Linked DNA regions of Homo sapiens: region 2 is linked to region 1. A link is a loop called in an ENCODE intact Hi-C map of the cell type or tissue named here. Cell type or tissue: endothelial cell of umbilical vein. All regions are shown on one strand. Links, peaks and the distances in the headings refer to the core of each region. The heading gives the core; the rest is flanking DNA.

Region 1 (4,393 bases), core at 145-4,144:
GGTCAGCCCCCCGCCCGGCCAGCTGCCCCGTCTGGGAGGTGAGGGGCGCCTCTGCCCGGCCGCCCCTACTGGGAAGTGAGGAGCCCCTCTGCCCGGCCAGCCGCCCAGTCCGGGAGGAGGTGGGGGCGGACAGCCCCCCGCCTGGCCAGCTGCCCCATCCGGGAGGTGAGGGGCGCTTCTGCCCGGCCGCCCCTACTGGGAAGTGAGGAGCCCCTCTGCCCGGCCACGACCCCATCTGGGAGGTGTACCCAACAGCTCATTGAGAACGGGCCATGATGACAATGGCGGTTTTGTGGAATAGAAAGGGGGGAAGGGTGGGGAAAAGATTGAGAAATCGGATGGTTGCCGTGTCTGTGCAGAGAGAAGTAGACATGGGAGACTTTTCATTTTGTTCTGTACTAAGAAAAATTCTTCTGCCTTGGGATCCTATTGATCTGTGACCTTACCCCCAACCCTGTGCTCTCTGAAACATGTGCTGTGTCCACTCAGGGTTAAATGGATTAAGGGCGGTGCAAGATGTGCTTTGTTAAACAGATGCTTGAAGGCAGCATGCTCGTTGAGAGTCATCACCACTCCCTAATCTTAAGTACCCAGGGACACAAACACTGCGGAAGGCCGCAGGGTCCTCTGCCTAGGAAAACCAGAGACCTTTGTTCACTTGTTTATCTGCTGACATTCCCTCCACTATTGTCCTATGACCCTGCCCAATCCCCCTCTGCGAGAAACACCCAAGAATGATCAATAAAAAAATAAATGAATAAATAAATAAATAAATAAATAAAAAAGAAATTCAACTATACACTTTGTCATTATCAATAACTGCATGGCCTCCAAAATCATCTCTCTCATCTGTACAGCTTACTACTCTAGGGACCACTTCAACAATTTTTCATTCCAACCAGAAATGCCAATCAATGTGTTCCTAACATTTTCCATTTTTTTCCTCTTTACTTTCTTACTTACCCTGGTTAGATTCTTTGGTCCATCACTGTTTTGCAAATACCTTCAATTTCTTTACCCTTCTCTCCTCCATTGTACTTATTCTAGAAGGCCCTCTATCTTGGATAATTTCTACTCTCCTCCTACTGTATGATTTTACCCAAGTAGCTGAAAATGGCTGAAAAAAATACACAGTCATTTAAAACTCATGATTACTGAACTTAAATAACTTGGAAATATCTGGCGATCCTAAACTATTTCCCTAGCTCATTTACTCTTTTCGTCTCCATACTGACCATTTCACATTTTCTCTTTTTCTTGTCAAATATCTAATATCTCCTCTACCTTCCTAACTCTCAGTGGATGACCCTACTTTGTATGTGATTTATTGTCTGTCTCCTCAAAACAGAATGCAAACATAACAAGGGGAGGTATTTTTGCCTTTATCTGCTTTTTATTACATTCCTGGTCATGGGCAGTACAGCTCCTGGGCTGTTTGATACTCAATAAACAGCTAATAAATGAATGAATCAGTTTAAATGTTAATCTATGTCACTGCTATGAAACAAGTATTCATACCAAAAGGCAATGATCTTACATTTTTGTTCACTTTGCTCTGTGCAAACGATACTACACATGTAAAAATACCAAGAACAAATTAAAGAATTCAAAACATTTAAAAAAAACCCAAAACATAGGAAATTCTTAGTCATAAGGGGATGGACTAGGAAGCAACAGGTCACTGCTTTGTTTCTCCTGCCGTAGAAAGTAAAAATTCAATACATAATTTGAGAAAATCTTATTTTTAAAAACATCTTTGGTTTATTTTACTTAGTTCTCTTTGCTTTTTCAGTTGGAGTTGGGAAAGTGAGCCAGGGAAGTGAGGCATTCTGAGGTGAAGAGGCTATTACAACTGCTTCTTACCTGGAAGCCTTATCCATTTCTGTGAGTGTACTTAGGTCAAGCCTGGCCTTTAAATTGAGAGATAACATGCTGGAAAGAAAAACCACTGAAGCTTCTGGAGGATGTGTGGGGATGGTGCAACAATTTGGAAATCTCAAAGTCCCTAAGCATATGGTGCTTTTATTCCCATGGTATATTTTAATTGATGTACTTGGGGGCTGCATGGGAAGTTAGGGAGCTTTGAAAAGTCAGACAGAAATCTCCGATAGTACAGAATTATTTCAGAGACAAAGAGCTGCTTGAGGAAGAGAATCTGCTTCAAATACATGGCCAGTCTCTTCATCAAGACACCAAATTTGGAAATGGTATAGGGCAGAAGGCTGAAGAACAGAATAAATCTCCCATAGTTTAGGAAGTGAAGGAGAAAGAGGCCCAACTAGGCTCTATCCAGCTCCCGATTCTGGGCATTTGAAATCAAAGGTAGGGTTGAGTCTAATTAAAAATGCAATTTAGGGGCAGGCACAGTGGCTCTTGCCTGTAATCCCAGCACTTAGGGAGGCTGAGACGGGCGGATCACGAGGTCAGGAGATCGAGACTATCCTGGCTTACATGGTGAAACCTTGTCTCTACTAAAAATACAAAAAATTAGCCAGGCATGGTGGCACGTGCCTGTAGTCCCAGTTACTCAGGAGGCTGAGGCAGGAGAATTGCTTGAACCTGGGAGGCGGAGGTTGCAGTGAACCGAGATCACACCACTGCACTCCAGCCTGGGCGACAGAGCGAGACTCTGTCTCCCAAAAAAAAAAAAAAAAAAAAAAAAAAAAAAAAAAAAAAAAAAAAAAAGCAATTTAGTCTTGTCCAAGCTCAATTCTTGATGGAATGAAAAGGGAGAAACCTCTCTGGGGCAAAAATAATATAAACTTCCTTCTCTGTGTTATTTTTATTCATGACATCTTTCACATGAGACATTTGGAAAAGCAGAAAAGCATGACAAATGAAAGAAAAAAACAGAAAGGCAGGCTCGCAGAAGATTCAGTTGTTGAAAGTAACAGATAAGGACCTCAAAATATTAAAATGTTAAAGAAAACAGAGAAAAAAATACATAAAAATATGGGGAAATTTCAACAGAAAACTGAAACTGAGAGAATCAAATGAATAATCCTTAACTAAAAAAGACAATATCTGAAATTAAGACTAATTAGATGGACTTAACAGCAAAATGGATAAAGCAGAAGCCAGAACTAGTGAACCTGAAGGCAGATCAATAGAAAATATCTTAATGAAGCACACAAAAAACAGAAAGAACGGAAGGAACAGAACAGAGCATAAAGGAAATGTGAGATACCATCTAACATATACACAATTACAGTCCCAGAAGGAGAGGAGAAAGTGCATGAGGCAAAATAATATCTACAGAGATTATGGCTTAGAATTTTGCAAAACTGATAAAAGACATCAAAGAAAATTGCAAAAGCTCAATGAATCTCAACCAGGATTTTCTGTTCACATAAAGAAAGCGACACGTACGTGAATCACAGTCCAACTATTTGAAATTGAAGTTAAGGACATAATACTGAAAGCAGCCAGAAGGGAAAACATACACATTACATTCAAGAGCTTAAGATTAACAGCTGGCTTCTCAAGAAATATTATGGAAGTTATTATAGAAAACAATGAAATAATACAGTAGAGCTCTGAAAGAAAAAGCTGCCAAGCTAGAATTCTAACCCAGCACAAGTATTCTTCAAAAATGAAGGTAAAAATAAAGACATTTTCAGATCAACAAAATCCTATCAAGAATTTGTCACAACACATTCACATTACAAGAAAACAATAAAGGAAGTTTTTTAGGCTAAAGAAAAATGATTCCAGATAGAAACATGGATCACTAGGGAGAAATAAAAAGCACCAAACGGGTAAATATATGGGTAAATAAAAAGATACTTAAAATTAATGAGTAAAGAAAACATAAAGCAACAATGGAGTAAAAGTGTATTAAAAGATTTATAACACAGATTAAAGTAAACTATGTAACAACAGTCATACAAGGAGTTGTCTAAAGGTTTCTACGTTGTTTGTGAAGTAGTAACATACAAATTATTAAGAAAAAGATATATAAAGACCTAATAGAAAAATGGGCAAGAACCTCGAACCAAAACTTCACAAGACTAGATATCCAAATGGATAGTAAATACATGAAAAGATATTCAACCTCATTATTCATCAGGGAAATGCAAATTAAAATCATGGCAGAACATCACTATACTTCTACCAGAATGGCTACAAGTGAAAAACGCGGACGATAAGTTCTGGTGAGGAGTTGAAGACAGTAGAACTCATACATTATTAGTAGAACTATATATTGGTATAGTCACTTTAGAAAACTCTTTGAAAATATCTTCTAAAGCTGAAAATCCTCTACTATATGGCCCAGAAATTGTACTCCCAGGTATATATCTGAGAGAAATAGTACATAGGACCACCAAAATAAATAGATAAGTATATTTGCACGAACTTTACTCACAGTAGTCAACATCTGGAAATAACCCAA
Region 2 (4,393 bases), core at 130-4,129, 220 kb after region 1:
CGCAAGACAGCTGGAGTACCTCTGGCCTTACTGCAGGTCACCATCATGTTCAATTTTTAGGGAGCAATCCCAGCACATCCTGGGACTGGCTCAGATGTCCTTGCTAGTATGTGAAACTCCTCATCGTAGGAGGATGCTCTTATATCAATGAACTCTCACCTACCCAGCCTTAGATGCTACCCTCTCTAGCCCACCTCCCTCAAGATCCACCTGTCTGTACACCTTCTCATTTCCTGCCGGTTCATATTAGCCAGCTCTTGAGGCAATGAAGGGAGCCAGGCATGGGTCCTAAAAAGGACACTCACCATTTTGTGAGGCAACAGCCTCAGGCGAGGTTTTTGAAGGGTCTTTTGGAGAGGAGAGGCTCCTCTCCGCCAGTGTGAGATAGTGAGCTACTTCTGCTAACCTCGACAGTTCAGGAGGGCCCGGGGCCTCAAGATTCTCTGGTTCATCCACTCCAATGCCCCCTTTCTATGTCCCAGAGTGTAACCCTGGGAGACCCATCAAAGTTGTGCAATCATTATCCGTTGTAGCACTGCTGTCCTGGGCCCCAGTTACAGAAGACAAGAGCCCTTTAAAATGCCTCCATGAAGGCATGTCTTAAGACAGCATGCCTTGAGTTGATAGTTGACTAACCTGAGCCTATCATTTTCTTTTTCAAGGTTTCTAATTCTGTTAACAAGACCCAGCCAACTCCACATTCATATAATACACATTGTTACCAGGCTGTTCAAGGACCATTACTATGACATAATACAACGCTTCAGCATTCACCGGCGTCTCACCTTCGTCCATCACTGGGTGAATTCTTAGGGATTAGGATGCTGCTGTAAACCGGTAGTAATTAACCACTTAACACCAGTCACGGGTTCTTATCTGTGATAAGGACTGTTAAAGGACCCTGAAAGTTTCCTTTTTAGGGTCACTTCGGTACAACTGTCTTAGCCTGAGTTTCCTTAACAAGTAGATTCCATGGCTGGGTGCGGTGGCTCACACCTGTAATCCTAGCACTTTGGGAGGCCGAGGCGGGTGGATCACCTGAGGTCAGGTGTTCGAGACCAGCCTGGCCAACAGGGCGAAACCCTGTCTTTACTAAAAATACACAAAAATTAGCCAGGCATGGTGGTGTGTGCCTGTAATCCCAGCTACTCGGGAGGCTGAGGCAAAAGAATCACTTGAACCCAGGAGGTGGAGGTTGCAGTGAGCTGAGATTGTGCCACTGCACTCCAGCCTGGGCGACAGAGCAGGACTCCATCTCAAAAAAAAAAAAAAAAGATTCCATGATAAGGGTTTGTATGCAAGTAATTTATTTTGGGAAGTGATCCAGAAGAATAGGAATGAGGGAGTAGAAGAGTAAAACAGGAGAGAAAGCAATCCAAGGGCCTGCTATTAAGCTGGCCATTATCATGTGCAACTGGGGCTCCATCCCTCTGGGAACGCTCTATGGTCATGTAAATTGTGACCATCTCCCACTGGTCAAGCGTTGCCCCAGGAAATGAAACTCCCTGCCAGGTTTGCACAGCCACTGTGTGACAGTGGCTGAACAGTTCCTATAGCCAGCCAATAGGGCAGGAAGTGAGATCAGTGGAGAAAAATGTGATACAGCTGAGGTAAGCTGCTGCCGGCCTCACCTGCACTTCATTGCTGGTGAAGTTCTTAGTGATTAGGATACTGCTGTAAGCTAGCCCCACCTGTCCCCACTGACACCAGCCACATCAATGGCTAGAGTAAAAAGGTGAGCTGAGCGGATGGAAGATGCCGTACAAGATGTGTCTGATAAGTTGCCTCTCACAGAACATTGCCTGATATTATTCTCTTTGCCCAAACCTTCTATTTCATTTATCCGTCATTCTGATTCGCCTCTGGACACAGTCTCAACAGGGAATCTTCCTCTATCTGTAAAGATTAACCCAACAACACTCTTATTATCTAATAGCACTATTCATCCAGTTCCTCTGCAATTTCCTTTGTGAATTATCAGATGACTCTTTCCTTATGTTGTGTCTTACATTATTTAACTTATAAATTACAGTAAATTGATAACGTTTTCTTAGGTCAGGTCCCCTGAGACAGACTCTGAGACAGATTTGCCTGCTGGAGGTTTACTGGGGTGTGTCTTATGAGTCAGCACTAATGGGCATGGAAGGAGATAGGATTGAAAAGAGGGAAGAGCTGAACTGGGGAGCAGCTGGAACAAAGCCAGGCTGCAGTCAGAGGGGAGCTCTGGATAGCCCATCTTGTCCCACCTTGGTGCAAAGGGGGATGGGCCTTTATACTGCCTCCCTCAGTCAGTGGCTGGAGACTGACCCCAGGCAGGGAATGTCCTTGGGCGAGGGACTGAGAACATTTCCTGGAGAGTGACTCAGCTGAAAGCCCTTCGGCCAACACTTCCGACAGCTGGGGAAATGGTATCTCAGTCCTGCAGGGAAGTTCTGGGCAGTGCATAGTATTAACTACAGTCCACCCTTTTCCGCTGCTTGGATTTTTTTTTTTTTTTGTAAATTAGTCTTTGCAAATAGTTCCTCCAAGATTCTGACTGGTTCTTTTTCTGGGAAATTTAAGGAGAGGATTGGCAGGAAAAACCACAGCTCTGTCACTACAGCAATGGATCCTGAGAGGCCAGCTGATTATCTCACTCTTCTACCCGTTCTAGAGTCCCTTCACCCTTGGCTATCATCTCTGTTGGTTTCGGTGGCTTAGCTGCTGGGGTGACCTAGACCCTCATCTTTGATGGGTCTGAGACCCTGGTTGTCACGTCCTTCTCAGGCTGCAACCATGGCACTTGGCAATTTGCCATCAAAATTGGTAAAGGGAGTACAAGGAGATTCTCCTGGAGATGTCCCGGGTGCCAAATATTATATACCTTTCCTGGCACTATTGTATATCAGCAGTTTTACTTCCTCTTAGTGATCAGAGTCAATGACCCCTGCTGAATCCCCAATATGACACATTCCCAGAATGGTGACTCCTTTTTTCTTGTCTCTTATAACAAGAAACCTAAAGTAATTAGGCAGTAGCTATAAAATTTAATGGGACTGGCCGGGCGCAGTGGGTCACGCTTGTTATCTCAGCACTTTGGGAGGCCGAGGCAGGCAGATCACTTGAGGTTAGGAGCTCGAGACCAGCCTGGCCAACTTGGTGAAACCCCATCTCAACTAAAAACACAAAAAATTAGCTGGGCATGGTGGTGCGCACCTGTAATCCCAGCTACCTGGGAGGCTGAGGCAGGAGAATCGCTTGAACTTGGGAGGTAGAGGTTGCAGTGAGCCCAGATTGTACCACTGCACTCCATCCTGGGCAAAAGAGGGAAACTTTGTCTCAAAAAAAAATTAAGTTAATGGGACTACTGCTGTGTCCCCTAGTGTGTTTTCCTTTAGAATATAAAACCTGTAAACCCACAGAGTACAAAGCTGCAAGGACAGAAATCACACATTCCTAATAGTCACTGACAGTGATGATAAGCACAGCCACTTCTATTTTCACCCTGTTTCCTAGACCCAAGTATTCTTCCCAATGGGGATGCAACACCATAGAGTGGTAGCTGATTTAGGACATGTCCTGCAATCTGGAAAATGATGCCCCAACTTCTTAGGTTGGCATCTCCAAGCGTAAGCTTCTGTGGCTCCCTTACAAAGACCATTTTATCCCCTCAGCAGGCTGGCAGGGTCTGGGTGGTAGAACCAGTTGATCTCCCCACCACGTGTCTACTTTTACTCTCCTTTGCTGTAAAGTGGGCTCCTTGAATTAATAGAATGTCACACGGCATTCCATATTTCTGGATAAAAACTGTAATTATTCAGAAGGTGGTGCTGGCTGACACACTGTGGGTAGGAAAAGCAAACCTACATCCATATGTATCCATTTTTATCGAGATTAACTACTGCCCCTTCCAGTGTAGAAAGGATCCAATGTAATTAATACCAAATGGTTAATTGGTCGGCTGGTACACAGGGTTAGTTTGTGTTGCTGGCAGGTTGGACATTGGGCAGTTGCAGTAGCAGGATCAGCCTTGCTGAGTGGGAGTCCCTGCTGTGAGCCCATGTACAGCCTCCATCCTTGCCATCAGGGCTGCTTGGTTCATGTGCCCATTGTGCCAGCACTAGAGCGTGACAGGGTCTGGCTGGTCATCCTTTAGTAGATGACCAGTTAAGTCATCCTGTCTACTTAGTTCTTCAGTGCTTCTTCCATGGGGGATGCTCACTTATGGGCATTAACAATGGGATTCAAAATCTTCACACTTTGGGCCATGGCCATAGGTCCATCGACACACCTCTTCTTTAAATGTCTTTCCACCAATCTTCCAGTCTTTCTGCCCTGCTCTTAACAAGCCAGCCAAGCTAACCACCAAAAATATTTGACCAGGCCAGGCACAGTGGCTCACGTCTATATTCTC

What was found. Peaks named below come from ENCODE experiments on the same cell type or tissue, not always from the same donor. Only the 100,000 strongest peaks of a DNase experiment are listed, where the experiment ranks them.
Region 2: a loop joins it to region 1, with 4 times the contacts of the local background. A loop is called at or near these places in 1 of 110 quality-filtered maps.

What each region holds. Positions count from the first base shown.
Region 1 is chr1:227,133,218-227,137,610 of GRCh38, forward strand. All of the region lies in intron 10 of CDC42BPA (CDC42 binding protein kinase alpha), which reads right to left. Among named protein-coding and RNA genes, the nearest start is that of CDC42BPA, 180 kb to the right of the region's middle. In endothelial cell of umbilical vein, for the core only: no CTCF peak of the experiment used is centred there; DNase peaks (open chromatin) are centred at 1,824 and 3,324; H3K27ac peaks cover 2,662 bases.
Region 2 is chr1:227,355,217-227,359,609 of GRCh38, forward strand. No RefSeq gene overlaps it. Among named protein-coding and RNA genes, the nearest start is that of LINC01641, 36 kb to the right of the region's middle. RefSeq lists enhancers at 754-1,439, 1,440-2,123. In endothelial cell of umbilical vein, for the core only: no CTCF peak of the experiment used is centred there; DNase peaks (open chromatin) are centred at 1,565 and 2,385; H3K27ac peaks cover 2,946 bases.